2 separate regions of the Mus musculus genome follow, and region 2 is linked to region 1. Evidence: chromatin loops called from intact Hi-C (ENCODE). Cell type or tissue: heart. All regions are shown on one strand. Links, peaks and the distances in the headings refer to the core of each region. The heading gives the core; the rest is flanking DNA.

Region 1 (16,203 bases), core at 5,280-13,279:
CTGGAAAAGAGAGTGTCTCAGGCTGTGCCGCTTTGTGTGGAGTGTGCTGCCCCCTAGGGCAATTCGGAAATAGAAACAACCCCCGGCTGCCCTTGGGTGATTTGAGGCTCTAGAGTTCAACAAGGAAGGGTAGATGGGGTGCAGTGCAGAGGATGCAGTTCCGGGGGAGATTGGGGTACAGTCGTAGCTTTAGGGTACAGGGAAATGGGTGGGGTGTAAGAATGGAAGAATGAGCACAGGAGGGGGATGGCGTGCGGGGGGAAGGATGGGGTGCATAAAGGATGGGGTTCAGGGAGAAGGATGAAGGACAGGAGATTATGTGATGTGAGGTTATGGGGTGCTTGAGGACAATTGGGTTCAGTGAGCAATGGGGTACAGGAAGAGGATGGGTGCTGGGCTGGAGGCAGGTTCTGTCCCACAGTGGAAAGAGGCAATAGTACCTTGACTCTGCACACACAACTGAGATGCCCCTCTGTACCATTCAGCCCAAGCTACCACTTTCTGGCCTCTGGAACTCCAGGTGCTTTCTGGCTCTGTATGTTAAGAGACTTGAGTGGTCCGTCCCCTGATCTCTGGGAACTTCACCAGGGGTGGGTTTACCTCTGCGTTGTAAGTAGTCTTGACTAACAGAGCACATGATGGATTGAAGGTAAACCTCCTTTTGTGGCATTTCCTCAAGTGATGTAGCTATAGCTGTTGGGTCAGATGTGGTTCTTGACCTACCAAGAAGAGCAGCCACTCCGGGGCTGCCAGGGACTTGGAAATGGATTTTCCATTGGGGCTTCCAAAGGGAACCATCCTTTGATAACGATTGGCTCAGCTTAGAGAGACCCTCGCCAAACATCTGACCTCCACAAAAGTGATGGTTCTCATTAGTAAGATAGCAATCATTTGTGGTTCATTAGTGCAAAGAGGTATCAAGGGAGATGTCTTCATTCCACACTTCTGGGAGTGAAGAGGCTTGTAGACAGGAGAGAGTCATGAGGAACGAAAGACAGACCGTAGATGCCAGCATTAGTTATCAGTAATTGCAGAGGTGTGCCCAGTTAAACTCCTTCCAGCTTATCTCCTATGACGGCATCAAGGACTGTCTGGGCACGTGTGCCTGCAGTCATGCGTCCAATTAGCCACTGATCCCTTGTTTGGATATTCTTGGGGGAGGAAAGGGTTTAGTTTTCCCTTATAATTGTAGTTCATTACAAAGGGAAGCCAGGGCAGGAACTCAAGGCAGAAAGTGAAGCCATAGAGAAATACTGCTCATTGGCTGAGTCTCCATAGCCTGCTCAGCCCGCTTTAACAAAACAAACAAACAAACAAACAAAACCAGCCCAGGGTTGGCACTTACCCTCAGCGAGCTAGGCTCTCCCACTTGTATCATCAATTAGTAGATCGCCCCACAGGCGATCTGATGGGGGTGTTTTATCAATTGAAGTTGACATGATGACCCCAGCTTGTGACAAATTGACAGAGAACTAACCAGCACAAATGGATTACAATAACTAAAGGGGAGACATTGAAGCAAGAGGAGAGGTTGCTGGCCAGAAGAGGGGGGTCGTTAGGAATGGAAGGGGTATCGAGGAATGAACACTTTTAAATATTTCACAAATGTGTCTAGTATTATTTTAAAAAGCAATTTTTAAATGAAAAACGGACAAATAAGAAAAGAAAAGCAGAGGCAATTCGCTATGGGATGGAGACCTACAGGTTAACGAACTGAACGGAGGCCTGTGTGCCTTTAAGTGGCTTTTCCTTTGAGCACCCCTACTCTCTTTCTGGGAGAAGAAACTAGGCACAACAAAAGCTGAGAGACCCAGAAGTATTCATGTCAGCCATCTTTATGACATAAGATAGACATGCCCACGAATGTTCTAAACTTTCAATACATCTCCATTCCCCGAGCGAGGCATACGTAACCCCCACCCACCCACCCACCCACCGCAATGTATCAGCCATCTTTCTTTCTTGAGCTAGGACCTTGAAGTGAGCATGCTCAGTAGTGTGCATCTCAAACTGAGCAGGCTCGGGAATGTGCCCGCCGCAAACCGTTTTCCAAGAGGAGTTGTTGTCAGCTCCAAAAGTTTCCAATCTTCCTTTGTTAGGAAGGAGTCTGCTTTGGCAATGATGCCGTTGCTCTCTTTCCTTGGAGCGGGGGGGGGGGGGGGTGCGCGGGGAGAGGGGAGTGAATCTTCTCACCATAACTTCTGGATAAGCTTGGTTTGGCTTTGCCCTCCCCAAGAGGAAAACCCATCAGTTTAGGTATAAATGCAGCATGCATAGCACGCATCTTGTGCAAGCTTTTCTCCAGGAATAGCAAGAGAAAAGAATAAAAGCATGTGATTTTTATCTCCTTTTATGTGCATTCAAAAATACCAGAAGCCCATGAACAATTAATCAGATATTTCCTGGGGCAGCGGGGAAGAAGCTCGTGGAGGAGGTGGGTAAATATGGAAGAGGAGGGTGCTTTCACAATGTTCCTTTTTGATGTATTTTTGAATCCTGTGAATATGTTACCTATTCAAAATATTTTATTAATTTTTTTTTAAATAACAGGTTGAACAAGTTTCTCTAGGCCATACCCCGTGAATTCCAGACCTTGAGCTGACACGCTCTGAGATAGGCCTCTGCTGATTTCCCCACTGCCCCATTCCTGCCCTTTGGGTGCACCACAGCAAAAGAATTGTGGGTAGTAGAAGCTGGTGTCCGTGGAGGGCACGTCAGAACCTCTCTGTGCTGTTGCAAAGGCCACCGCTTCACTGTCATGCCCACTCCCTGGAGGAGTAGACATAGGTAGAGTGAAGCTGAGTCTGGGTTGAGATAAGAGTCAGCCAGGCAGAGGATTGGGCACACTAAACGGCCTGTTAACATCCTAAGGTTGCTGTGGCAACACAGCACAAGTCGGGATTCCCTCCAGAAATCTACTCTTTACTGTCTGGGACTGGAAGCATCAACAGAAATGTACGTACCCAGTCTGGGGAAGGTGGGACCTCTCTTACCTCATCTGGTTTCTCATTGCTGCAGACCCCTCTGCCTGGGCCCTCTGGCTTGCAGGATATGATTCTCGGGAGGACACTCCATCTTCACAGTTTTCCGTGCACGGCTGGCTCCACATGAGGTCTCTTCCCATAGACATCAATACTGTTGGGTTCAGAGCCCACCCTGTTCTGTCATGAGCTCTGTATAACTCTATCTGCAATGACCAGAGAAGGTCACTGTCCTGTTTCATTTTTTGTTGCTGTGATAAAAAATACTCTGAAAAAAGGCAAGCAATGCAAAAAATAAATAAAGTTGGGGGGATTTAGTTTAGAGTTCCAGGCTACAGTCCATACCTTTCTTTGTACAGAAGTTTAGATAACAGGAATGTGAGAGAATTAGTCAGATTCATGGTCAAGGTCAGAAGAAATAAATACATGTCTGTCTGATGTGTTCACTGTCCACACAGTCTAGGACTTTCTGAGTAGAGAATGATGTCACCCATAGTGTTCTGAGTCTTCCCACAGCAGTTAACAATCAAGACAATCCCTCATAGGCATGTCCACAGGCTAATCAGATCTAAAATGTCTCTCATCAAGTCTCCCTCTCCAGGTGATCCTAGTTGTGTCCAGTTGATAGGAGTAACCATTGAAGGTACATTCATAGGTGGGAGATTCAGGAACATGTCTCTTTGGAGGGCACAGCAGAACACATGACAAAGCGTAGCCTGGAAGTGTTGTCAGTTGGACTGAGTTACTGAGCTGTGTTTCACTGTTCTGCAATGCTGATTTGAAGGAACACAGACAAGGAATGAAGTGTCTGTCCTCGTGCCTCCTCTCAAGCAATTGGCGAAATAAAGATCTCAATTGCCTCCCATAAAAGTTGGTGAGACAACTGATATGTAACTAACCAAATCAAATCACCTGGCCCCCACAGGCTAAACCAAGGAAGGCATGGTATAGATACACCTGGACACACCCAGACATGGTAGAATGGTCGAACAAATAGTCTTCCGCTGGAGCTGTCTGGATCTTGAAAGATTGTGTTGCCCGAGAAACTCAAAAGCAATTCATAAAATGCTCTGAGACCTGCAGCTAAGCAAGGAGCTACTTATGGGCCCCATCATCATAAGACAGCAACTCTGCTTTTAGGGAAATAAAGAACTGTTTACTGCGAGCCAAATATGAGTGACTATGCCCTCAGAACACAAATTCAGGTTACCCTGAATGACAGATCCACCATAGAAAAAGTGATAAAGAACTTTTAGAGCCACAAGGGAAAATGTCATGTCAATACATTGTCCATTTACATTGGTCGGAGCATCAGTTAGGTGTGTGGCAGTGGACTGGAAACGTATCTTTTGTCGGCTTCAGGAGCCCTTGGTGGCATTAGCTTCAGGACTGGTGGGAGCTAGAGGTCAGCTTACCTAAGGGGCACATTCCAAGGAGTTGATCAGCACTTCATGAGGATGTTAGGTAGGTGACTTGACATTAAAGAGAGCCCTGTGTGGTTTGGACTTGGCACCTGCAGCTTTCCATAGCTTATGGTCGTGACATTCCTGTTGGCCAAGGTCAATTCATCTCTGGATTCTATCACACACAGATGCACATTCCTCAGTTAACCCCTGGGCTCAGTCCTGTGAGCTCACCGCTGAGTTTTAGAAACGCCTTAAACACTTTACGTTTTAAAGTGGAAGTTGCAGGAGCCTAAGCTCAAAGGCTGGGTTAGCTGGTCTTTACTTTGTTCTTCTCCACAAAACATTCTCCAATGACCTGTGGGACATGAGGCCTCTGCTTTTCTGACAAAGGTCAAAGGAGCAAGAAAGGTGAAAGGAGATACTTAGTGCCCCTAAGTTCCTGGATATCGGGGCTTGGTGGGTTCTGTGTACATGCAGCCAGAGAGGATGTAAACTCTTGAAGCAGCATACCAGATCCTCAGCTCTCTGCAATGGGAGGACCACACACACACACACACACACACACACGAAGACATGACTATGCATGCTTGTGTTTCATCAGAATAAAACCAGAACATCCCTGGCTACTGTAGCCATAATTAACCTGCTAGAGTCCCCTCACTACAACAGTGATGGGAGGATAAAACTGAGTTTCCTTCACACTAAAGACTGCAGTGTTGGCCACCCATGCTATCACTGTGCGTATCTTCACAGTGCCCCACTATCCAACTTTACAAACCTAGGAAGTATAAAGACAGCTGTCTTCTCCAGATGTGTGCCCAGGTCCCATGTAAGCTGGACAAGCCTTGTTCTTGAACCTACAAGCAAAAGTTTGGGGTCATCGACGGATACATGATCATAGTCTCTCTCTCTCGGATCTAACCATGATCTAGAACAGTCCTCATGATCCAAAGAAATCCTTCAATAAAAATGATTTACCATGTCCCTGCAAACAAAGATGGCAGCTACTACCTCAGCCAGAATCACAGTCAGCCCCAAGTCTTCGCTGACTTCTTCTGCTTAGTCACTTTGACTACTTAGCACAGACATCATGTGTGTCAATTTCACACGAGCTGTTCCTATCACAGAGAAAGGAGCCTCCATGAGATCCAGCTGTAAGGCATTTTCTAAATTAGTGATCAAGGGGGAGAGGGCCCATTGTGGGAGGTTCAACCCCTGGGCTGGTAGTCTTGGGTTCTATAAGAAAGCAAGCTGAGCAAGCCAGGGGAAGCAAGCCAATAAGCAGCATTCCTCCATGGCTTCTGCCTCCATTCGTGCCTCCAGGTTCCTGGCCTGTGTGAGTTCCAGTCCTGACTTCCTTGGTGATGAACAGCAACATGGAAGTGTAAACTGAATAAACCCTTTCCTCCCCAACTTGCTTCTTGGCCATGATGTTTTATGCAGTAATAGAAACTCTGACTAAGATACATCACAACAAAAGTTATATGGGAGCGCTAATATTTGGTTTTCTTTCTTTCTGCTCTCCAGTTAACACCAGCAAGGCCTTTTAGGCTGGCAATGAGTGACATGCTCAGGCCAGTCATGGCTGGGACTCCTGTTCACATGCAGAGGTCAAAGCTAGACCAACAGTCTGGCTTTCATTTCCCATTTTTCCAGATAAGCTCCCACCGCCAACCACACTACCACCCAGGGAACAAGAGGCACTGCACACAGGAAGTAGCATTTCCTGTAGCTGGACAGCTCTTCAGCCTCTCTCTTGGAGGGAACCTAATTTTCCAGGACTCCCCGCCCAGATACAGTCTTCCCCAGAACACTGTGTCCATCCAGAGAGCCATATGACAACAGAAACCTAACAGGACACCCTTTTGTCTTGCAAGAAGACCGCAACATATTCATAGGTATCGCTCCAAGGAATGCAGTTATCTGATCAGTCTTGGTAGCCCTAAAACTGTGGGTGGATTCGTCAGGGCCAGAGTCTGTCTTTCTGAATCTTGGTCCATCAGTCAGAACACAGACAGCTCCCAACATCCTCCAGGAGCTGGGATGTACAGAATCAGCTTGGAACCAATGGTGGAGACCCTGAGCTGGGAGATGGGCCGGTGCAGGAAGTTTTTTAAACGAGTTCCTGCCCAGTAACAAAGTAACAGAGAGGAAGTCCAGCCCTGCTTATCTCAGAGTGAGGAAGAGAAGATGAGCAGAGGCCAGCAAGCACAACAGGAGAGTCCCAGTCTCGGAAATGCTCCCGTGGCCACTGACAAAGCACAGTGTCTCATCCTGAGCACCCAGGGACATCGCTTCACCTCTCAGCAGAAGCACCTTAGTGGACATGGTCACTTTTCATGCTTGTAGGAATTAAATGAGGTGAGATGCAGCAGGCACCTGACAGCTAGACCTGAGTGAGACCTCCCTTCCCTTACCAACATGGAGGTCCGAGTCACTCATAGCCTTACGAAGTACAGTCAGAAGAAATCCAAGCTGCTTACTGAAGCTAAGTGCAGTGGAATCCGGTCCAGCTCCCACGGAGAGTGGTGTGAGCATGCAATCCCCTACACTGTGAGAAGGGGCCATTCTGTGAGATGGCGACTCCTCAAGGTCGTTACAACAAGAAGGCTAAATGGCTGCCTTTCAGAGGATGAATAGCCACCAATTCCTTCTAGATAATCAGACCAGTGTGTCTCAGCTGCAAAGTACCATGGCTTCCAGTGTTCTGTTCTCCCTACCAGCAGACATTAGGATGGGAGCCCTCTCTCCCCTGACACCTGACCCATTCTTGCCGGAAGACACGGCCTCTTGTAAGGAAATGAACTTGCCAAGACATAGACTGACTTTCTGCAACAATGAACATGCATGTAAAGTGTGGGCTGGACTGTCCCCCCCCCCCCTCAGTTTCCACAGACAATGCAGCAGTCACAGCGTGCAGTCAGGGCCCACATGCCTGCCTTCCATCTTTCATATAGATGTGCCACCTTTGATTCAACCCCTGTTTAAATCAAAACCTCTTGACCTTTCGCTTAAATAAAAGGCAATTGCCGGGCTGTCCCATTATGAATAACAAATAGGACCATTATTTAAGAGGCTGCGCATTCTAAGGAGCTGGGAGGCCATTTTTAGGAAATCTATGGCAGAGGATAGTCTAATTATAACCTAGGCTTATGTCGTGCTCAACCCCAAGATGTCTCAAAGCCCACTGTGGTTTTCTAACCACCTTCCTCCAGAAAAGAAACCATCAACAAAGAAACACACCACCAGTCAGGTGCATTTCCTGCCAGACAAAAATCAGCTCAGGGACATTTGAAATCGCACTTCCTAACAGTAAAAGCAACCGTGCCTGTGTCTTTGGACCAAAGCACTGACACTGTAATAACCCTCTTGGTAAAATAAACCTGGCCTAACATGAACTATGACCAGAAATCTTATGGGAAAGACACCTTGGGTGGAGCTTCTGGCTAAGCAGTGTCCTGTGGTGATTGAATGGAGTGACCCAAAAGATTAGATAAGTCAAAGCCCCGAAACTCAGACCTTGTGCCTGTTTGGAAATAAGCTCCATTCAGAAGTGAATAAGGCGAGGCCATGCTGAAGTGGCACTCGAGGAACCTTGGTCCACAGGTCTGTCAAGAGAGAAGGGAAACCATTCTGTTGGGACAGAGACACGGAGACTCCAGTACGGAGGTGGTAGCCAAGATGAGAGAGTAGAGCCTCTACGAGCCCAGAGAGGCCAGGGCTGGAGAAGTTGGAAGGAGCCAGGAAGGCTCTACCCACCCCTCAGGGGACCTGCTGCAGTGGCTTTGTTCTCAGACTCCTGACTGCAGGAGAGCCCAGTTCACACCAGGGTCATGGGAAATGTACACAGGCACGTGAGTGACATTCCATGGAAATTTCTAGCCTCCAATGAAGCAGAGAACAGAAGCCCTCACACATTTTCTTACGGCAGCACATTAGGTGACGTCAGCAGGGTGACTACGTGAGGAAAAAGGGCCACTTCTGCATCCTACCTCATTGGTCTCTTGGCAGGACATTCACACCTCTGTGCACCACTGCTGTGTGACACTGCTGTTTTGCAGAATAATGGACTCTAACCACAGGTGACTTGAGCACATCTATGGCTGGTCTCCCCAAACCTATCAATGGGACAGGTAAGACGTGTGGAGGTGGAAGGATGTTCAAAGAATCACTAAAGGCACATGATGTACATGCATGCATTCTGCACACAGACGCTCACCGCATGTGAGAACCATGGGCACACAGAGTCACCTGGGCAGCACTTTCCCAGATTCTGGCGGTACTCTGGACACAGATATTAAACTCCATGCCCAGAAAACCTCCACTCACGGCATGCAGCTCCTTCCACACTCACACAATGACGGGGCATTCTGTTGTTCCAGCTGAGCAGCCAGCCCAGCCCTGGAGCCTGCCCTGCAGGGGTTGGTGGACCGTTTCACCCCGGAGAGAACAGACATGTGAGTTCAAATGGTGACTCTAAGCCACAACAATGTCGGCACACCTTAGCTCTGCGACTGTATACTCGGGACCAGAGAGGGCCGGCCGGCCACACATAGCTGCTATTTCCAGTGTTTCACATAGTGGGGTTTGCTTTATTTTCCCACTACCTGTGGAGAGGAGAGATTAGAGGAAAAGCTAGCCAGAGTCACCCCACCATAGGGGTGTCATAAAGCCAAGGCTGACCTCGCTCTTACAGCCTCACCCTCCTAGATTCTGGGTTGACAGTCATATGTCACCATGCCAGGTTTATATGGAGCTCAGTCTAGGACCCAGGGCTTCACCAGCTGCAGGCATCGCCAGCCAAAGTGGTACCTGTAGTTTGAAAGTGTGGCAAAGATGGCTCTGACCTTGGACATGAGACTCAGTATGACAAAAAGCCTGGTTGTTTAAAATGGTTTGATTTTTGGCTTCTTAATAAAATTCATCTTTCAGTTCTGTGCCGTGTGCTAAGGATGGAGGAACATACAGGTGGGACAGAGGATCTGTGAAGAATCACTAAAAGCAAACACACAGGATCCGTGTTTGTTCCTACACTGCTATGTGAACACCCTGGGAAGGGCTTAGCAGGGTCAGACGTTCCAGTCACGAAGACAGATTTCCCTTGGTGCAAAGCATGAAAAGCAACTGGGGAACACAAAGCATAGGTGTCTTTCACCACAAACGGTGAGCTGCAAGCCAGACTCCCTGTTTCTAGGTCAAGCAGTCACTTGGCTGGACAGTTGCTGGCTGACAACGTTCGAACTGTGTCACCAACAGCTCCTGAACACTACCTGATAAGGCAGGGGCAGACTGCAGAATTTACTGGAACACCACTCCTGCCCACTGGCCTATTTATGGAGCTATTTTGACAGCGATGAAGGTTGGCTTCCCAGGGACATGATGTCACAGGAACCATCGGGATCACCTAGCAACAGGACACAAGCAGCGTGTCCAGCTTCTATTTATAACCAGCTCGCTGGCAATGTCAAGAGGTGAGCAGTTAGACCAGCCGGAGAAGCGCGGGGTCATTGGATTCTTCTGGAAGCCACAGCTGTTACTAGAGTTGACAGAGGGCACCACAGCCCAAAGCCTCACCTGTCACACTTGGTCCAAAGTGTCTTCCATAGAGCTCCAGTTTGTGCCCAACACTACAGAGTTGTGCAAGCTTCTCTCTCCCACCCAGCCAGTCATTCCAGGCACAGCGTCCCAGGCAGACTCTCGGGGGAGGCTCTCAGGGAACTGAGGAGGGAGCTCACTGTCTCAAGGGTAATCTGGGTAGATGGACACCGTCCTCAGTGGGCTAAGATCCACCTTCTCCTCTATCTACTGCAGATGCTCATTCCTTCCTACTGGAAGAGCCCTGGACTTATCATTCCCACCTCCATTGAAATGTGGCCTTTAAAAAAAATGTATTTACTTTTTAACTTATTCACTTTACATCCCATTTACGGCCCACCTCTTGGTCACCCCCTCCCACAGCCCTTCCCCACCTCCTCTTCCCTTCCCCTCTGAGTGGGCGGGGACCCCCTGGGTATCCCCTGACCCTGACACTTTAAACCTCTGTGAAGCTAGGCGCTTCCTATCTCACTGGAGCCAGACAAGGAAGCCTAGCTAAAAAATACACATCCCACATACGGGCAACAGCTTTTGGGATAGCCCCCATTCCAGTTATCCCAGACCCACATGAAGACCAAGCTGCACATCTGCTACCTATGTGCAGGGAGGCCTGGACATATGTCCAGACAGTGTATGTTCTTTGGTTGGCAATTTAGACTCTGAAAGCCCCAAATGTCCAGCTTAGTTGATTCTGTTGGTCTCCTGTGGAATTCCTATCTTCTTTGGGGCCCACAATCCTCCCTCCTATTCTTCCATAAGGGTCCCCAAGCTCCATCCACTGTTTGACTGCGGGTGTCTACATCTGTTTGAGTCAGTTGGTGGGTGGAGCCTCTCAGAGGACAGCCATGCTAGACTACTGTCTGCAAGGATAACAGTGTCATTAATAATGCCAGAGATTGGTGCTTGTCTATGGGATGGGTCTCAAGTTGGGCCAGTTATTGGTTGGCCATTCCCTCAATCTCTGTTCCATAGCCAATCCCTGCATTTCTTGTGGACAGAATAAGCTTTGAGTCAAAATGTTTGTGGGTAGGTTGGTATGTTCTACCAGGGTTCCTGTCTGGAGATGTTGCCTTGATTTGCATCAGGATCAAAGGCCACTGATGTAGCCTCAATGTGACATGCCTTCAGTATGTTGTGAGCATGAGCTCTTGGGCCTCAGCTGTTGTGTGACAAGGTGTGGAACCTTTTGCATGTGAAGTGTTCACCAGCAGATGAAGGGTTATAATCCGGATAGCCACTGAGACATGAACAGCCTCTGCTTCTACCACCACAGCCACAAGCAGCTCTCAACACCAGGCCCTCAAGACCATCTTGGCTCGTGCACTGCTACAGTGCTGTTCGGTAAGACCCCAGTCTTTATGATGCAAAGTTTCAATTGTACTTCACACAATCATTATGTCGGGGGAGGGAGGGGTGCACTCACCATGTATACACGTGTGAAAAACTTGCAGTTAGTGTCAGATGTCTTCCTCTATAGATCTCCATCTGGGGTGTGTGTGTGTGTGTGTGTGCGCGCGCACGTGCGTGCATGTGTGTGTGTGTGCATATGTGTGCCTGTGTGTGCATGTGTGTGTCCAAGTATGTTTGTTGTTTGTTTGTTTGTTTGTTTAATGAGATGGGGTCTTACTGCAAAGACAAGACTGGCCTCAGACTCCCAGCAACCACATACCTCTGCCTCGAGTGCTAGGACTAAAAGTGTGTACGGTCACGCCCAGTCCACCACCTCACTGAATCTGGAGTGACTGTTGTTGACTGCTTAGACTGGTTGGCCAGGGAACCCCACCCATCTGCCTGTCTCTAGTCCACTAGTACTAGGATTATAGATGTGAGCTGTCACACTCTGGGATCCAAACTCCAGCCCTCACACTTACCCAGCAAGCTCTGTCCCAACACCCATCCTCCCAGCCCTTCCCACACACTTCTGTCTAAGAAGTGCTGATGCTTACAGAGCTGCCAGCCATGATGGACAGAGCAAAGGAAAGAGCAGTGCCCAGAGGGAAGGTCCCAAGGCCACACCCACCTTGTGTCTCCCCTTCCTCCTCTTAGGGCCCTGGATGCTCTGGGGCCCAGTACCAGATGAGGCAATGGTGAAGAGAAAAGATTTCTCTCCTTTGAGCCGCACAAGCTGAGCTGTGCTCTGCACCTGCCGAGGTGTTCTGGGGTCTCCGATACCTGAATCTTCAAGGTTCTGTGGAAAAGTTTGTCAGAACTCCCTACTGCCAGGTCCCCCACTCTGGACAGCCAGCCCTGCCTTGTCCTCACAGATCATATTTCCCAGCTTCACTGGGCTAGAGCCCCCTTCCCCAGAGGAGACCCTTGTGCAGAGGGCAGGTGTGGAAGGATAGATGGGGGGTGGTGCATAGCCAGAGGCTAAGCCCACCTGTGGTACAAATGCATCACCTCTAAGAATGATGAGACACTCACAGCGGGAGCTGGTGAACCGGCTCCGTCGGTAAAACGCTTACTTTGAAAACATAAGGACTTGAATTCAGATCTCCAAGACCCAAGTCAAAAGCTGGGCATGGTCTCTCTCTCTCTCTCTCTCTCTCTCTCTCTCTCTCTCTCTCTCTCACACACACACACACACACACACACACTTGTAATATAGCACTGGATGGTAGAGACAGGAGAATCTTGGCGGCTTGCCCAACAGCTAGTTTAGACAATCGATGAGCCTCTCCAGAGACCATGTCTCAAAGGAGAAGATAGACACTGATAAAGGAGACGCCCAGCAGTCGCTTCTGGCTTCCATATATGCACACACACATGCATAGACCACAACACACACACAAACACAACAATGTCCATTTTCTTGGCCTCTGGTGTGGCAAGCACCCTTCTCCTGTAACCAGAACATCTGTTAAATATCAGCAGATTAATTGACTGATAGAAAGTTCTGACTATAGAGAACCCAAACTACCTGGGCTATCTTCAGCCCCCGCCCCCCTTATAATCTACTAATGCCAGCCTAATATCTGATCTAACATCCGGCATCCCTGGGACCATTTGGTGAATCTTTCAGATGCTATTTAGCAAACTCTCAGCTTCCCTGGCACCAGAGCTAAGAATATTACCAGATAGCATCTGAAACTGACAGCAGAGAGCTCCCTGTCCGCTATAACCCCTACCAGATGTCCCCAGCAGCATTTGTAAATGCACTGATTTATTTATGGCTTTGTTTTGGTTTGTGACTACTAAAGTCACCGGTCCACAGCGGAACATGTCGTTCAAGGTAACATGAATAAACAAATCCAGGTGCTGGCTCATCTCTGCACTCTTTGCACCAGGAGCTGTGTTTGGCATAAACACTTCCCTCTCTCGGAGTCATACCATGAGACCCTGTGCACTGATGCTGTGGGTCCGTATTCCCAAATCCTTCTCCCCTGGGGAAAGGGTCCTTAGTCCCTTGGGCTCCTACTCAAGTCCTACCAAGCTGTTGCAAATCCACATTCCTCTTTTTCATGCAAAATGAAATTACACCCAACGCTCAGGAACGTGCCTCCACTGCCGCTGTGATTTCTCCCAGAACTCCCCACTCCTCACCCTTCACACAAGGCCAGGCCAAGTCATCCTTACTGTATTCTCACTGTACTTTCACAATTTTAATTCACAAACCCTGTTCTGTTTCTTCTGGGCTTCCTGATGCACAGCAGACCCTTAACCCTTCTGCCAGGGTTAAGCGCGATAGCAAGTGGACAAGGGCGCCACCTACAGGTGATTTTGACAAATAGCATAGATGCCCTCAAACTGGGCGGCAACTTGGTCATCGGTGTGTAAGGACCATCACTGGGATGTGATGATCGCATAGCGACCGCCCTAAGTTCCCAACTGCATCCGCAAGCTGGCTGGTCCCCGCAGGGCGTCCAGGTACACGCTGTGCCAAACTTGCCCGCAGCAACAAGCCAAGGGAATCGCGTGGGAAAATGGAAAACAGGCCTGCACGCCTCCGCGGGAAGTTGATGATCAGCAGGAACCGAATCTCCGAAGTCACCCGCAACCCCGCTCAGACTGGCAGTCTAAAAAAGGTATTTCCTGGTGGCGGGAGGGTGACTCAGTTTCCCGGTGACTCAGCGCCGCAAGTGCGCGGTGGTGCGGGTGTGCACCGCTATTCCGGGTGAGGCGGTGGATGGTCCTCGCGAGCCCGCGCAGCTCAGGAAGCTCAAAGTGGGGTGTAAGAGGAAGAGCTCCCCACGCGGGGGATGCGGGGAGGTGACTCAGCTGCGACACAACGCTCGCGGGGCTGCAGATCCGCGCCACCGTGAACCCCTGTTCAAAAGCGCGCAGGCCACTGGGTCCCCACGCGCGCATTTGTTCCTGTGCTTCCCCAAGGACAGGCCACTGTCCCCCAATGAACACGCTCTTCTCAATATCCTGTGCCATGTGGTCACAGGAGACTTCGTCCCGGGACATGTCCCTGCGGCAAGTGCCACAAGTGACCCATTCCCCCGCGTGGGAATTGCGATCCACACTCTAGAGCCCCCACCCCCACCCCTTCAAGCCCTTGGAGCTTGGATGCAAACTCCAGAGGTGACTGGGTAGCTCAGCTGTCCTGTTCCTGGGCTACAGTTACAACTTATGAGTCCTGAGGGCCAGCAAGGAACTGGTAAGAGCTGTGTGAGCCCACAAGGCACTGAACTAGCCCGCAGCTCTCCTCACAACAGTGGGGGGGGGAGGGGGGAGGAAATGTCTGGGATGCTGCCTGCCCTCCACCCGCAGAGCTTGGCTCCCACCGCCTTGGAGTCTGAATCTTCCAGAATGGAGCAGCCTAACAATCGATACCATGGCTCAGAGAGGATCAAAGGGCTGTTTTCCATTGCAGTTCAGAGCCCAGGGAGCCTTCCACACCAGCACCCACAGATGCTATGCTGCCATCTATGCGGCTATGCGGCATAGATAGGAAAATTTGCTTTCCAGAGGATGGAGGATGGGGAGGAGTTTTTCTCCTAATGTATCAAAACAAAACAAAACAAAACAAAACAAAACAAAAAAACTTTATCTTGGGTGTGATTTGTAGGGAAAAAGAAGAGGGAACTTGAGATACCTAAATTCAAGTGCAAAGTGGATACCTCTCAATGGGTCACCATTTCTCTCTCTCTCTCTCTCTCTCTCTCTCTCTCTCTCTCTCTCTCTCTCTCTCTCTCTCTCTCTCTGGCAGGCACACACACACACACATCCCAAATCCATGTGACCTGGACTTTGTAAGGGGGGGGGGGGAGTTACTACTTTGTAAACTAAGAGGATGCCAAATTGAACATTAGATTAACTGGGGACACACACACACAAGTGTAATTTTCTTCTCTCAAGCCAACATCGGAATAGCCCCCCAAATGCAAGTAACTTGATCATGAAAATAAGGACAAGGGGCTCCAAGTGTCACCTGTGGATCTCTCAGATCTGGAATTTCGAAGGCCGAGGACTACAAAACCCTCAAACTGGGCCCAGTTTGAAGCACTTGAACTATTGTGGTAAGGCCATCTTAAATCCAAGAGCATGAAATGCAGCTTTGCATTGTAGGAATCAAATCAGAGTAAATCATTCAACTACAAGTGAGGACAAACAACAGAATCGTCTCAAAGCCATTTTGATAAACTTGTAAAAAAAAAAAAAAAGATGCAGAATGTAGTTCAGGCTGGTGTGAAGGAAGAGCCCGGATGTAATCCTCAGCTAACCCTCTTTTCTCTTTTCCTCTTCGTGGGGACACTGTGAAGTAGGCAAGTGTTTGATTTCATTCCCAACCCAACCCTCTGGTCTATCTCTTCCTGTTGCATAACTGTACTTTTAATTTCGACCTAATTTTCACATCTGACGGGTCGTAAGCTTGTTCTCCGATGACTTGCTTCTTACACGGAGCACTGTAAAGGACGGGTGTTCTTTAGTCCCCCTGTTCCTCATACCTAAAACACAGCGAGTGTTTATGCTGACGATAAAACAGACAGAAGAAGAGAGGGATGGATGAGGAATGTATGGGAGGAGCCGTGGGTGGGAGGAGCCGTGGGTGGGAGGAGCCGTGGGTGGGAGGAGCCATGGGTAGAGGAGGTAGATAATGGCTGGGTAGGTGGGTGCCGGGTAGATGGGTGGGAGGAAGGACTGAAGCACAGGATGGAGGCAGAGTGCAGAAAGGCTAGATGAGGGAGCGCAGTCGGGCTAGCTTTTCTCTTCCTGTAGATTCCTCCCAACTTACGATTTTGGTTTGGAAAAACTTCAAATAAAAAAAAAAATGA
Region 2 (16,203 bases), core at 2,938-10,937, 1.1 Mb before region 1:
CAGATATTTAGTTAGCACTTTTTTCTCCTATTCTGTAGGCTGTCCATTCACTAGATACATTGATTTCATTGCCATGAAGAAATCTTTTAATTTCACATAATCCCATTTTCAGCTGATGGGCTATTTCCTGAGCAACCAGAGTGCTGTTCAGAAAGTGCTTGCCTGTGCTGGTATTTTGAGGTGTTTCTTCCAATTTTCCTCTATCAGCTTGAATTTTAGGTCTCAACATAATAAAGATTGTACTTAATAAGCCTACGGTTAACATCAAGCTAAATGGGAAAAAAAACTAAAAGCATTTCCACTAAAATCAGGGTTAAAAAAGTAGGCCCACTTCATCCACACCTATTTAATATTGTACTTGAATTCTAAACCAGAACAGCGAATAAAGGGGATTCAAATAGGAAAGGAAAAAGTCGGAGTACACCTGTTTGCAGATGGCATACTTCTCTACACAAAGCCTTAAATATTCAATCATGTCTGGAGCTCATGCATTCCTTCAGGAAAGGGGCAGGAAACAGAATTATCAGACAAAAACTCAGTAGACTTCCTGTAGACCAATGGCAAACACACTGAGAACAACAACAACATCAGAAAAACAATCCTATTCTCAACTGCCAACAGAACAAAAAAACAAAAACAAAAAGAACAAGAACAATCAAAGCCCAAGAATATGCCCAGCCAAGCAGAGGACAGCTCTGCAAGAACACCTGTGAAACACTGTAGAAACAGAGACAGGAGAAGATTCCCCCAGTTATGGGTTGAATGAACTGGTGTTGAGAAATGGTTAGCCCACTCAAAGCAGTCTACAGATATGATGCCAACCCATTCAGATGCCAATGTTTTCTTAAATTCATTTTATGTCTGAGCATTCCTTAGTCTCTTATTTCCCTCACCTTGGCCAGAATGGGCCTCTAAGCTAATCACCATTCACTGCAGATAGAGGCTTCTCTGGCAAGGGCCTAGAGAAGTGCCTTAATCTATGAATGCCACGACAAGTCATTGGGAGTGGGTCTAATTCCTAATGACATCCATGGAGCAGAGTAACAGTTATAGGTTCCCTCCTAGAGCCTTTGATCCTTCTAGCTACAGGTTCATAGACAATGCGCTTACTCACAGAAATAAAGTAAAACATAAATCAGATGGAAACACAAATGACCCTAGATAAACAAACCAAGCCAGATCGAAATGAACCATGATATCAGATGGTATTCGATGGAACAAAAAGATACAAATCCACAATAATAGCATCTTAATTTTTTTACAAAGGTTCCAAAGTATACATAGGAAGAAAATAGCCTCTTAATTAGAACTAGATATCCACATATAAAAGAATGAACCAGATATCTGTTGTCCACCTTATACAGCAAATCCATTAAATGGATCAAAGACCTCAATATAAAAGTTGAAACCTTTAAAATCTAAAATGGTTTAAAGTAAAAAAAAAAAAAAATTAACACAAGGCTGTCAGAGGTGAAAATTTCCACATGTGACAATGTATAAATCCACCCACATGGAATGTGTGTGCACAGGGCACATGGATACAAACACACCTTGTTAAATGGTGGGAGTAGGGAATCCTCTCTCTTATCCCTTCTTCCTCTCCTCCATGAAGGCTTTTTGTTGTAGAGAAAAAATTATTTGTTTTTGTTCTAATTCTAGTTTCTTATTAAATAACCTATAACAGGGGTTCTCAAATTTCAATACCACCATAGCTTATCATTTTTTGGAAAACTTAATGAGTATGTACAAGTTATTGGAATAATGCCTTGCATGCTGTATACATAATCAAAATGACAGCATGCCCATATCTATACTCATGAACACAGAAAAAAATTAAACTATAATGCCAAAGAAAAAGAAATGAATTGTCTGGTTTTATGTTAGTAAGACATCTGGAAGTAAAATTTACAGAAATTAGAAGCTTATGGTTTGAATGTGAGCTGATCCCTCCCAAGACCCTGTGTCTGGATACTTGGTCTCAACTGGTAGTGCTCTTTGGGGAAATTGTGAGATCACTAAGGTAGAGTTTAGTTATAGGAAGTGGGTCATGGTGTCTGGTCCTACACTGATTCTGGCCTGAATATCCTCTGCTGAAATTTGAGGATCTGTAGTCACTCTAGCTTCTAAGAACTCTTCCACATGTCAGTTATGGACTGTGCCCTCTCAAACATGAGTCTAAATGTGTTCTTGCTCCCTCCCCTAATAGCTCCTGTCAGGGATTCAGTTATAGATACCAAAAAAGTAAGAAATAAATATATTGTCCTTAGGCACCCTGAGTAAGAAAGGGGTCTGGGGAGAAGGAGGGAAATATGGGGGTAGAAAGAAGGAAGTTATAATGGGGAGAGCAGGAAATGTTGGAGGTAGAAAGAAGGAAGGAATGATGGGGGAGAAGACAATGATGGGAATGAAGGAGGGAAATCATGGGGAGGAGAGAAGGAGAAGGAGAAGGAAGGAATGATGGGGAGAAGGAGAGAATAATGGGAGAAGGAGGGAATGATGGGAGGAGGGAGCAATGGGAGAAAGGAAGGAACTGAAGTATCCTTATGGTTCCAAATAAATGTACAACTATTCACCTGAAGGCACTTCACTTCTTGTGATTGTCCAGATGTGTCAAAAATGTCATGTGTAGGTCAAAGGTTGCTTGGCATTTAACATAGTCTAAGAGAAAGGATCCAGGATCTTGGTATTATGAGACAGCACAAGTAGGTTCTGTATATCAGGGGCTGGATGGGGACCAAGCATCCAGATAAAGGGTCTTCTGGAGACTAAAGAATGTGTATATTGGATCACCATGTGAGTATGGACAGGCCCTGGGTGACTGTGTGTAACCCTTCTCCAGTCTTTTCTGCAGATAAGAGGAATCCCTTGAGTCTTCCTGTGGACTCTCCCTAGGGAGGGAGTCTGTGTTGGGGCCCAGCTCACCAGTGGAGTGGGGGACACACTCAGTGTGAGCAACGCAGCAGAGAGGGTGGGAAAGTCAGCTCATCCACATAAATTTCTCATTTCCAATAAAGTTATTGCACAACGTGTTCAGTGTGACTCCTGGAAATTAAAGAGAAGTGGATCGGTTTTTTTGCCAAGTATGAGCCGCAAACTTAAGAGGGCTTCCAGACCCACTTCCAAATGTCACAGCAAAAACAAACAAAGCATTTCTAAAATGAAGTACCATCAATCAAGGAATCTGTTTGGCCAGTCACAGAAGTCAAGGGTGAGAGTGGAGACCCATAGAAGTCAATCTGTTCACACAGCAAGGGAAACCCTTATCTTCTGGTGGGAACTCAATCATGATTGGCATCTTTGGAGTTTCATCTCGCCACATCCCAGATCCTGCTGTGTCTATGTGCTTCTTACTATATATATATATATATATATATATATATATATATATATATATAGTGTGTGTGTGTGTATGCACATGTGAGTGTATTGAACATGTATGTGCATGTGTGTGTACATGTTGAGTGTACACAGTGGAGTCACAGACACCTCAGAAAAATCTCAAATGTGTAACTTGTCTTGATGATTGGAAAGACATTTGCTAACCCTACATTTCTTCTGAGAAAGTGGATGGTCCAGCCAGAAACAGAGTTGAGACTGAGGCCAGAGAGGAGGCAAACCAGGTGAGAGGTCCCTTGGCAGTGGTGGAAGCTGCTGAAGATCAAACCCAGGCTCTCCCTCATGCTAAGGGAGTGTTCTGAACAGTCCCAGCCCCAGATGCCAGACAGGCAGAAATGTGAAATCACGTAACAAGTACATGTTTGGATTCTGTGTCCCAAGTTTAAGGTCAGCTTCCCTATCATATTACAGCCATTCCTTATCAAGAGGCAGCCATGGCTTCCTTTCATATTATTAGAAATGGAAGGGCTTCAGCTCGGATGCAGAGTTTTATCTAGTACTCAGACTTGTCTAAGAGATAATTATGTGCCAGTGAAAAACTTGTAAATGTCCAGTGACAGAGTAGAGAGTGCCTGGAAAGCCAGTGTGTGGAGAGAGAGGAGGACCTTGGGCTACCACTTGTGCTGGCGTTACTTTCATGTTGCTGTGGTGAAATACAAGAGAAAAACAAGACAGGTCAAGTTTATTCTGGGGACAGCTTCAGAGAACTTTCATCCCACATGGCAGGGGAGGTAGGGTGGCAGAAACTTCAGAAGGGCACATCCCTTTCTAGTGTGTACAAGCAAAGACTTTAACTGGAATCGGGCTCTTGGTTTCAGAGGGATTTGCGTTTATCATGGCGAGCAGGACAGGTAGGTTCCACTCCTTACTGATGTGCGGTCCAGCAGGAGCAAAGAACTGGTCTCATCCGGAATCATCAAAGGCTCTGCTGACTTCTGCTGACCCTGCAGGCCCCACTTAGTGATTCCACAGCTTTCAAAAATGGCACTGGAAGCTGGGAATTTAGCATTCCAAATATGAGTTTGGTAGGGCACATTTCAGACTCAGATCACAGTCTTCTGTCTCTTGCCCCTGAAGGCTCATGATTGTCTAATAATGAGAAGTTCCACTAATCCAAATCTGAGAGTTCCCACTATATTAATAAAAACTCCAGCTCACCCAAATATCCAATGTTCAAAGTCTCTACTGAGTCTCAAGACAATACCTGAGCTACTTGGCTTCATAAAATGATCTTCTAGTATACGGTAGCACTGAGCAGCATTCCCAAAGGGAGGGATTGGAGGAAGCAAGGAAATATTGGACCAAACAAAGTCAAAACAGGACAAATGTTAAATCTTGTAGCCCTGGGCGTGGTTCTGTGGCACAAGTTACCACAATGCGATCCACCACAGGCTTGAGGAGCCTTGCTTTGTTCAGCACACCATGCCTTGGGCTAGCTCCACATGGTATCTGCAGCTTTCCATGGCAGGTATTCCAGTTCTCAACATCCTCCTATCCATATTGCAAACATAGATTTTATGCAAAGCCCCATGCATATGCTGCAAGGGACCCCTGATATGCAGACTCCACTTGTGCTCCATCCACACTGGCCTTTATCTTGACCCAGTACTTCTATGGTGTCAGCACACAGAAAATGCCAGCCTCTGCAGCCACCCCAAGATGTGACTGGTCCCTTGGACCATGGCTGTACCGGTCTCTGAGTACCTTGTGTATCTTCTGTTTAATGGTGCTGATCTTTTTGCCAGTTAAAGCCATTTTATCTGCATCTGCTTTGTCCACAATGACACTCTCCTTTCACACTGTACATTTTCAATTCTTTCTTTCTTTCTTTCTTTCTTTCTTTCTTTCTTTCTTTCTTTCTTTCTTTCTTTCTTTCTTTCTTTCTTCCTTCCTTCCTTCCTTCCTTCCTTCCTTCCTTCCTTCCTTCCTTCCTTCCTTTCTTTCTTTCTTTCTTTCTTTCTTTCTTTCTTTCTTTCTTTCTTTTCTCTTGGTTTTTCGAGACAGGGTTTCTCTGTGTAGCCCTGGTTGTCCTGGAACTCACTTTGTAGACCAGGCTGGCCTCGAACTCAGAAATCCGCCTGCCTCTGCTTCCCGAGTGCTGGGATTAAAGGCGTGCGCTCAAATCTTTTTCTGATCTTTAGTCCTGAATCTTGGTGTCAGTTTGGCTTAAAGCTCTGGGAAATGACAATGCTGAAGCCCACATGCTATGCTGTGTCAAAACTTCCGCTACAAAACAATTCCATAGAGTTCACACTCACTCAACTTTGAGGACACAGGGGAAAATGTAGCTTGGTTCTTTGCACAAATGTGACATACACAGTCTAGAGTCCAGTCTTCAATAGAGTTCGGTTCCCACCGAAACCTCACGGGTGCTGTCTTTGTGGCCCACCATTCTTCAGGCATTCTGGGATTCCAGACTCCCAGCAGCATCCCCCCACTAAGTGAAGACTAGTGTATCTAGGACATCTGTAGTCCTCAGTTCCAATCTCTTTCAAATCCCTCCTAAAAATCATCTCCCAGGGTTCAAACCTCTCTTGGTCCGGCTTCATTTATCAATAACCTCAATTTTCTGATATTAATCGTCTATATTAGTTACTTGTGTTATCATTGTGGCAAGATGTATGACCGAGGTTTCATCTTGACTCCTGGTTGAGGAGAAAGCTCAGCCCATCCTGCTAACGGTGTTGCAGGAGGAGACTGAGAAAGGCGACTGGTGCTCACATAGCACAGGTCTGGGAGCAGAGAGCCTGGCCACAGCCATGACATGTAGCCTGTAAACATTTCCCTAGTGATCTAGTCCAGTCAGCCATGTTGAACTTCCTGTAGTCCCTATAATATAGTTCAAAATAGTATTGCAAGCTGTGGCCAGTGTTCAAAACATGAGACTAAAGGCACTTTATACTCTCATCACAGTACTCATGTCCAAATAAAGCCATCAAAAGAGAAGATGGGCGGAGAGAGGAGAGAGGAAGGGAGTAAGATACAGCGTTTTCAGTATTTAAAGAGTGGAATAGGATTGAATGTACAGGAGCAGGAGAAGGCAGACCTTTTGGATTTTTCTTCTTTTGTTTTTAGACTGTTTTTTGGGATATGATAGAAATCCCATTACATTTGGTACATCTTAATTTTATATGTAATTTTAATATAGATACAGTGTTACTCGTAGTGTCATATAATTGCTTTAGAATATTCAGGACTTGAGCGTACAGGGCAGGCATGATTGGGGAGGAAGATGGCAACGATACTTCTGTTTTTCCCCAGTTTTTGCAGCTTGACAATGTTAGGGAGGGATGGTCAGATGTTTTGTTGAGTGGGTGAGGTGAATCGGGTATTTTTTTTCTTTTCCTCTGTGTGTGTATGCGTGAATGTGTGTATGCACGTGCATGCCTGTATGTGTGTGTAATTAGTGTAGCCATGTCATACAAGTGCCTTCCTTTGTCCTGTTGCTCACACATGCAACCACTAGAGGGAAGCACGCGAACATCTAATGAAAACGTCTGCTTTATTAACTACAATTAAGCAAATGGTAAAAATTGTAAGACTACGAAAAGGAACAATAAGCTACCCAACATACGCCATGAATGTTCCTTAAGGTATATTCCCCGGGCACTGTAAAACCGAGATGTCGCCACATCTTCTACTGTCCATCTTTGCATGAAGTTCTATTGTATCAAACCACTTACAACGACAAGACCTTGCACAACCATAGCCCCCAGTGCAAAAGGAGTCTAGCTAAAGCTTCCAGAAATAAAAGCCACTCTGTTTTGCTGAAGAGTCTATAAGGCCAAGAGACTAAACATTGTGAGTGTTGACATTTAACACTGTGTAGACCAGGGCCAAATTATCTTCAGCTATTTCAGTCACACAAAAAAACTCATTGCTCACTCCCATGTCTGACCAAACCTTTTGTGACTACTAAAACATTAAATATTCATTCATTGAAGAGAATGTACTTCCACCAGCAACAAGCTAAGGATATGTCAGACAGCATCTGAAACCTACAGCAGTTCCCCCTCTTTGTAGCTGCTCTGCCACCCGTGGTCCCTGCCTGTATGTGGCATATGCCTTGGTTTATAAATGCCTTGGTTTACGACTTTGTTTGGTAATTAACAGTGGCTTGTGTAGCCACCTCCATAGTAGGTCACATCCTTAGGAATGACCCAAATTAATATTTGCAGCCCACGGTCAGATTGCATACCATAATTAATTCTTTTGTGCTTCCATTAAGGACTGTAAGACCTGTGGTGAGTCCTACGAACTCCATGTCCAATTGAAAGCCCATTTCCCTTGACATTTCAACTTTCGATGTTCTAAAGGCTAGTAAGGTCACCTATCACAGTCTGACCTATAAACAAACCCGTGGGCCTCATGTCCCTCCCATCCACGCTTCCTTGTCATTCCAGGACCCAGGACACCCAGGACAGCACTCCCTTCTTGCAATACCACACACACCATGCCTTCTTCTCTGTATCCAACCATCGAGCACTTAACACTTTCTTTTACACCAAAAATATTTCTGCAATGAATCATGAGATTGATTCTTCTGGTTTCTATCAATAATCTTGGAAAATATGCATCCAAGCATACATCATCTCCAGTGAGCAAATATTAAAGACACTTTCCTACGAGAAAGGTTGCCATGAGCCTGGCCTGTAGGCAACAGGATATTTGTGGTTGTTCTCTTTTTGCTTTGAGTTGGACTCCTTATATCTTGAAATTGGAGCATCTTTGCCCTGTAGGAGAACAGTGAGTGCAAACATAGGCATGTGGACAGACATCAAAAGCCGCACTTCTGGGAGGTCAAGGCTCTTGTCTTGGCCAGTGTAGGGCTCATTCTGACTTGGGATGCTCATAGGTTGTTATTTCTCTCCCTGAGTTTCTTCTCCACTATGCATCTGTTTGGAGATTTTTATTCCTTATAGAGACACAGAGGCAATGTCTAGGGTTCCTGGAAGCTCTCAGACTTGACCACATGCACTTATGCACTTGTTCTAGGAAATAAATTAAATATGATACAAACAGCTTCCCACTATTACGGACTTTGTTGAACTTTCCATTCTACACACTGTACAACAGAAAACTCACACTGTGGACAGTAGAACATGTTTCTCCTGCCAGGGTTATGAGCTTATATAGGAAATATTTCTCAATCACTTCATGTGTGGAATTTGGCACTCACTCGTGCACAAGGATAAGGGTAGAGTGACAGTTATCAGAAGCTGGAATGGGGCAGAGCTAGGCATGGACAAAGGCTGCTGCATGGTACTGAGCACATGTGGTGTGCACATAGTATGACTATGGTGAGCACAGTGTGTGACTGTGGTGTGCACACAGTGGAGTGACTGGTGTGCACATAGTGTGACTATGGTGTGCACAGTAGTGTGACTGTGGTGTGCACAGTATAGTGATTATGATCTTTATAGTGGTGTGCACAGTGGAGTGATTGTTGAATGCACACTAGTGTGACTATGGGATGCACAGTAGTGTGATTATGGTGTGCACAGTAGAGTGACTGTGTTATGCACAGTAGTGTGACTGGTCTGCACAGTGGAATGACTATTGTGTGCACATAGTGTGACTATAGTGTGCACACTACTGTGGCTGTAGTGTGCACATTAGTGTGACTGTGGTGTGCACACTAGTGTTACTGTGACCGTGGTATGCACACTAGTATGACTATGGTTAATAATACTCTATGGAGTATTTAAAAGAATCTACAAAAAAGAATCTGAGCATTTTTACCACAAGGGAAAGATAAACATGTAGACAGACAGGTTTGTGTAGGTGGACTTGGACATTCATAAAGACTATGTGTATTAAAACAACACAGGCTCTACATAAATGTGTATAAAGTTTATATTTTAAAAGACACTGAATGGAAAATATTTTTATGTTGGACTATAGTTAGGTCAAGGGGAGATAAATATTTTATTTGCCTCATGAATATTTATAACTGAGGGGTGTAATCCATATAAACCCTTTGCTCCCCAAGTTGCTTTTTGCCAGAGGTTTTATCACATCACAGGGTGATCCAAGGACAGAGTGGAGGAGGATGGTGCTGGAGGTGGAGGGGCTAAGCACCAAAATGTAGCTAGAAAGGAGCAGGTTCTAGTGTTCTGCTGCTGCTGAGGTGACAGCAGTTTACAGTGGTTTGTTATGTATCTTCTGAAGAACTGGGAGAAATGGCGTGTTTGCAGGAAGCTGGAAACACAGGTCGTCCAGCTGTTAGTCACTGTATATGAGGGCTGAAGTCTCCACTGTGCCCTCATACTGGCACTACTGTGAGTCAATTAAAAGTAGAAACAATCACTAGAGTTTCATCCTTCATAGCTCCAGACAGCACTGCTCATCTTTCTTCTAACAATGCAGCGGGATCCTTTTCTAGGAGATGCGGCACACAATCGGCCATGTCACCCTCTGTGGGGACATTCGGATGTGATGGGCACATGGCGTGATATGGGTGCTGCAGAGATGTCCAGCTTTTGCACTGAAGTCAGAGGACATAGAGACTGCCCAGGGTGGAGGTTTGGGAGCTGTTGTCGGGTGCACACAGGTGGAGGAAGGAAGCCAGGGAAAATGGATAGCCCTGTATGTGCCTCAGGGAACACACATACTACAGAAGCTGGGCTGTGTATGGGTTTGGACAAAAAATCACTTGGTGGCAGATGGGCTGATGATGGAAGGAGACAGGTTTTCTAGCTGTTTGATGGAAACAGTACATGGTACAGTCGTTGTGGGACTTTAGCAGGTACACAGGCTGAATGCAGTACTACTGTGCAGAGGGTAGCTAATGCAACATCCTCGGGAGGGCAAAGGCTGTGGGACCCCAGATAAGATAAAAAGGGGGACAGAGAGATGAATCTCTGAGTAAAGCTGTTGCCAAACCTGACAGACAACCTGAGATCAGTCCTAGGAACCCACATATGTAGCAGAAGGAAAGAACAGATTCATCCACCAAGTTGTGTTATGACCTTCGCATGTGTGCTTGACAGTCCCCCTAAATAACAGCAATAGTAATAATAATAATAAATAATAATAATGATGATGATGATGATGATGATGGTGTAAAAAGGGGAAAGGATTTATAACCAAATTCTACAATTGGTTATAAAATGAGCTATAGTGAAGAGAAATAATTTTATGTACCTTTTTGTTTGTTTACTTATAAATAAATCAAGTCCTGGTTTTCCTGGACTCTATTTGTAGACCAGAACTCACAGAGAGCCACCTGCCTCTGCCTCTGCCTCCCAAGTGCTAGAATTAAAGGTGTGCATCACCATGTCCTGAAAGAAATAACTTTGTAATGTTCCCAACCCAAGAATTGATCTATACAGAGACATTGGAATATCTGTTTATCTTAATTTGGTCACATATTATATACATCTGTCAAATGTACACACACACACACACACACACACACACACACACACACACACACACACACACTGATTACATGTATATTGAAAAGAATGAGCTATAATATGGCTGATGGTTTTCTAGCTGTCCACTCAAAACCAGTGACCCAAATCCTCTCCCTCTTCTGCCCTTGAGCACTCCTCCATTGAAGGTCAGCGTCTCACAGCCTTACTTTCTGCCTTCTGAGGGTGATAGTACAGTTTCTTTATGTTGGCTCCTGTCTTCTATGATTTCTGTTGTAATAAACACCATAATCAAAAGCAGATTGGGGAGGAAAGCTTTTATTTGGCTTATGTGTCTGCACCATAGTCCATCATGACAAGAATTCAGGGCAGGAAGTCAAGCAGGAATCGAGAGGCAGGAACTGCAGCAGCGGTCATTTAGGGCTGTTGTAAATTTGCTTGCACCTCATGGATCCTGCCCAGTCTACTTCTGTAAGCACCTCAGGAGCATCTGCCCAGGGAGGGCACTGACCACAATGGGCTAAGCCCTCACACATCAGTAATGATGCAAGGATAATAATTGTACCACAGAGTGCCCACAGGTCAACTGAGGGAGACTGCTTTTCAATTGACATTTCTTCTTTCTAGGTGACTAGCTTGTTTCAAATTGGCAAAACCTCGGAGAGATGGCTCAGCGATTAAGAGCACTGTTTGCTCTTCCAGAGGTGCTGAGTTCAATTCCCAGTAACTTGGTGGCTCACAACCATCTATGATTGGGATCTGAGTCTCTCTTCTGGCATGCAGGTGTACATACAGAAAGAGCACTCACATACCCACAATGTACCCAAATTGGCAGAAATCATCAAATCCCCAAGACTCACCAAAGCTTCTGAATGTGGTATTTCATGCATGGTTACCATCTTGCCTTTACTTCCTAAAACAGTCTTCATTCATGGCAGAGGGTGCAACTACACTGCCTTCTTATTCATTTATAAAGAGCTTTCAGGTTTAGTAACAATGAATAAGGTTTAGTAGTCCCTGAGCCTCAGAGGCAACCACATCGAATTCACTCGCGGCTGAGATAGACCAGCCAGGTGGGCAGAAGGATTCGTCTGGGCTGTGAACTGACATAGGCCAGGGCCATCTTAGTGATTCTTATTAACATGTAGATTAATGTTAATGTGAATGGCTGTGTCATTCTCATTGACCTTGGAGTCCAAACCCATCAGTTCTGGATGACTGTACCAGACCACAACCATGCGAAGACACAAGTCTGTGCTGTATTTCAGGAATCCTGCACAAAATCTTAAGCTGCAAAAAATCTTTCTGTAAATCTTCGCCCACACACTCTGCCTTGACCCACAAGCTGTACGCTGGTAATTATAGAGAATGTATGTATATGCAGCATGGTTGCGGGGGTGGAAGGACTCCTGCTTTGTCTTCGTTGTCTGCAGTTGGATGCCAGCATCTCTGCTCTGCAGGCGCTCCCTGGTTTAGCCATGGAGATTCTGCAGAGCTCTGCATTTAGCATTGCTCAGCTTTCCTTTCGAAATCCCCGGGTCCCTCAGGTCCAAGGCCAATTCCAGCTAAGTCCCCTCACTATCTCCCGTTGCCTGGTGCAGGCTTTGGCTCAGAAGAGCCTTCGGTTCGTGTTTCATAGTTGAGAAATGGCTATGTGAACGGCATACACATCTACATTAATGAGGACAACTTTTTCTTCCACTCCCGTTCTTGGATCTGAGCATCACAGGACAGGGCTCTGATAGAGGCATGGAAACATCTGCCTGTTTCATCAGAGACTCTCAGTGTGAGCGCTTTGCACTTCACTCATCTGCAGAGTCCATGTCACCTTTCAGTGATCTGTAATACCTGTGAGAGTAGAGCACTGAAGGCAGAGTCAGAAAACCACCTCTAGCAAACCCTGTTATACTACTACTGAGGTGCACTAACTCTTGGGGAATGCTCTGAAGAACTGAACCTGGCCAGGCAAAAGAAATATTGTACATGCCCCCCACCTGCCCCCGAGGATGAGGGCACAAAGTAAGTCTTTTTGCATAGGGCTGACTTTTTATGTGCTTTTCTGTTGGGGTAGGGGTATGCCTCAGTGTTTGTTTGTTTGTTTGTTTGTTTGTTTGTCTGTTTCACTCTGCAGAACCAGAAAAGAACCAATGAGGTAGGACCTTGGGGACTAGTAGACCCTCAGAAACACATACACTTTCCAAATCTGTTAGTGGACATCTATGGCTGAGCCCTGAGTCGGCTGAGGGCAGATCCAACCCACAGAAGCTTAGGCCAAAGTGTCTGCAGAGGTAAGACCTGGTACACTCCTGAGAAACTGAGGTTACAGATCCCACCCAGCTGTCAAGAATCCATAAATCACCCCAGCCCTCTAGTCTGCACTCTCACACACAGAAATGCTGACACACAGAAATGCTACTTTCAAGAAATAAAGATTTGGGTCAGTCAGGGACAGAATAATTTATGTATAATTCATAATTTTGTCTGCCTTGTAGACTCAAGTACTTTCAACTATTTATATTCAAATATACTAAATTTACACATGTATTTTCTATTTTTTTAAAGCAAGCATCTTTAAAGGAATGGAAAGTCACGTTCACCCTTTTAACTTTCCGTTCTGTATTCTCATGGGTTAAGAATGTGTAAAATTATCTCCCTGTCCCCTTGTGTCTGCAGTTTCATTTATAGGTGTTTAGCACACTTCTCCTGGGAAATGCTTAGGCTTTGCCTTTCGTTTCTGAGTTTAGCTGTGTTCCATCTATGTTCACATATACATATACAGCCTTTTATCTAAGTGCCCAATGGGTTAGGCAGCTTCTGAGACATGGCTGCATCTGCTGTGCACCGGCAAGGATGCACGTGATACCTTGCCATGGTGGTCCTACCCTTTGTGGTGACATTTTGGTTTCTAATCATTAAAAGTAGACACCCTAGTGCTACCACCTCATACGGTGACATGAAGGGAGGATAGCAGGAGAGAGTGCTGTGCTCCCAGGCAGACCCATAGCCATGCTCCTGTTGTCTAGAGCACTCTGACAGGCACCTTTTACAGTTTGCAAGTGCATATTCAAATGCTCCAAGGGGAGGCCGCACCAATGTTTTAAAATTTTGGACCATGGGATCCACCAGAGATGGAGACCTTTGGTCATCGTTGAGGGAAGTTAACTGAGTGACTATGTAAGAGCGGGGAGGCATCACGATCTTGAACAGCATTCATTTCTCCAGTGTACACTCTATTCTCTTGGGACTAAGCAGCTATCATCCAGAGCAGCTGAGTCACACTGCTCTGAGAGCTTTCCATAACTCTCTGGACTTCGGGATGCAGACTAGATCTTAGCTTCCCACCCAGGATGTCTCCCGAAGTTGTACCACCATCCTTCATTATGAAAGACAAATTACACACACACACACACACACACACACACACACACACACACACACACCCCACACATATATTTACACAAACACCACACACATCATATACACTCACATACATGCACACACACACAAACACCTCCCCACACCAGACACACTACACACACACACACACACACACACACACACACACACATAAACACCCCCGCTATACACCACACATAGTACACACACATTTACATACACACACTCACACACCACAACACAACACAACACACACACACACACACACACACACACACACACACTTCACTGTCTACACAATCTGTGCCAATGACTGACTGGTCACATCACACCATTAATAAATGGCAGTGTGTGAGAATGCAATATGAAAGCATTTCATTTCTGACGTCACAGAAGCTGGCAGCTGGCTTCTGGAGAAAACAGGAAGATAAGGAAAGGCATGAGCAGAGAGGACTGAGGTGAGGCCCTAATGCTCATAGGCTATGTTATCTGTTCGAGTTTTCTTTTGTTGCTGTGCCTAAGCTCCCTGTCTAAAAGTGGAATAGGGCAAAAAGTGTTCCTTTGGTTTCTAATTCCAGGCTACAATCCACCACCACTGCAGGGAAGCAGCTGAGAATCAGCTGCAGTAACCACACCCTGGTTTAATTTTTACACAGTAACAAAACCCCCTTGTTCTGGGACTCAGTGCAGATAAAAATTTGGTTTAACAAATGCTGCCTGAGGGATTCCTTCTTGGTGCCTTTGTTTCACTGTGATAGAAAGGTGAATGTTTGTTCTGACACTGTTCGTTTAGTTTATAGAAACACCACTTCCTTGTTAATGTTTGAACAAACTATCCCACTCAGAGAAGGGTTGTTCCCATGTCAGTCCCTCTAGAAGCCTCTCATTCGCCTGATCCAGCCAATTGATCTCTGCAGCTCCATCTCCAGACCTCTCCATCCATCGCCGAATGGGCACAGGTGACCGTGCCAATATTGCTTAACCAAGTGTATACTTCCCCCCAGGACAATCAAGTAAAATAACACTCACTTTCTCCTGAAACGACAAACTCCTTTCAGTCTACTGGTAGGGTTTGTAATGTCTTATCTTTCACTATTCCTGTATCTTTGACAATTTCTTAAATGTATTTTTATAATTTTTTATTTAAATCTTTGTAATATATTGAAGTAGATGAAATTATCTCCCCTCCAAATAATACCCATAAGACTATCCAGAGTGTCACAATTACCAAAGTTCGAGGACCTGCATCTGTCAATGTATTTGCTGTTACAAACAACAACAAAAAGCCAGAAGAAATGATAACTTAACAAAGAGTGAGTAGAGTTATGGCCCCCAAAGACTTAGTAGACTCAGATATTTTAGCAATTTATTTAAGAAGCACTATGATTGAGAAATCATTTGCTAAATATTCATTTTCAATTAGGCTTTTAAGTGGAATGTCTCATATTCACCCCAGTTGTAGTGAGCCAAATTACTTTGGCTAAATTGCTTTCAGCCTAATCAGATGCTATTTCTTAATACGAAGCCTCCTGTAACTACTAGCAATTAATTGAAGCAGCCTTAAAGATCCTCTTCCATTAGAGAGATTGTCTTCAGGGATCAGTCATTTTTATGATGTTTGTGAGAAAAAAAAAAAACCAGAATAAAGAACAGGTTCCCTACTGTCAGCTGTCAGGGTATTCCCTCGGTTCTGTTCTGCTGCTTGCTTAAGAAGGCTCAGTGGTAGAGTCATTGACTGTCATGCATGAGTTTGGGTTTAGTTCCTAAACAAGGGGGAGGGAGGGAGGGAGGGAGGGAGGGAGGGAGGGAGGGAGGGAGAGAGAAAGAGAGAGGGAGGGAGAGAGAGAGAGAGAGAGAGAGAGAGAGAGAGAGAGAGAGAGCTGCTCAGAGCAAACACCCAGATTTCTGACCTTAATCAGGAACTTGTGTGAAAACACCCTCTTCTTAGAAGAGAGGCAAGGCTCTGTGAAAGAGTACTTATTTATTTAAGCTCACTGAGAACAATAATGCCCTTTGAAAATGATGTCTCGTG

The links. A loop is a pair of places that touch in the nucleus more often than their neighbours do. Peaks named below come from ENCODE experiments on the same cell type or tissue, not always from the same donor. Only the 100,000 strongest peaks of a DNase experiment are listed, where the experiment ranks them.
Region 2: it touches region 1 in a loop (3-fold over the local background); 2 of 42 quality-filtered maps call a loop at or near these places.

What each region holds. Positions count from the first base shown.
Region 1 is chr8:11,174,012-11,190,214 of GRCm38, forward strand. Gm15418 (a long non-coding RNA gene) reads left to right here and starts at 13,718. Exons shown (of 3, transcript XR_003947509.1): 1 at 13,718-14,007. In heart, for the core only: no CTCF peak of the experiment used is centred there; DNase peaks (open chromatin) are centred at 6,070 and 9,740; H3K27ac peaks cover 7,100 bases.
Region 2 is chr8:10,037,225-10,053,427 of GRCm38, forward strand. No RefSeq gene overlaps it. Among named protein-coding and RNA genes, the nearest start is that of Tnfsf13b, 39 kb to the left of the region's middle. In heart, for the core only: a CTCF peak has its summit at 6,859 (motif pointing right); a DNase peak (open chromatin) is centred at 3,797.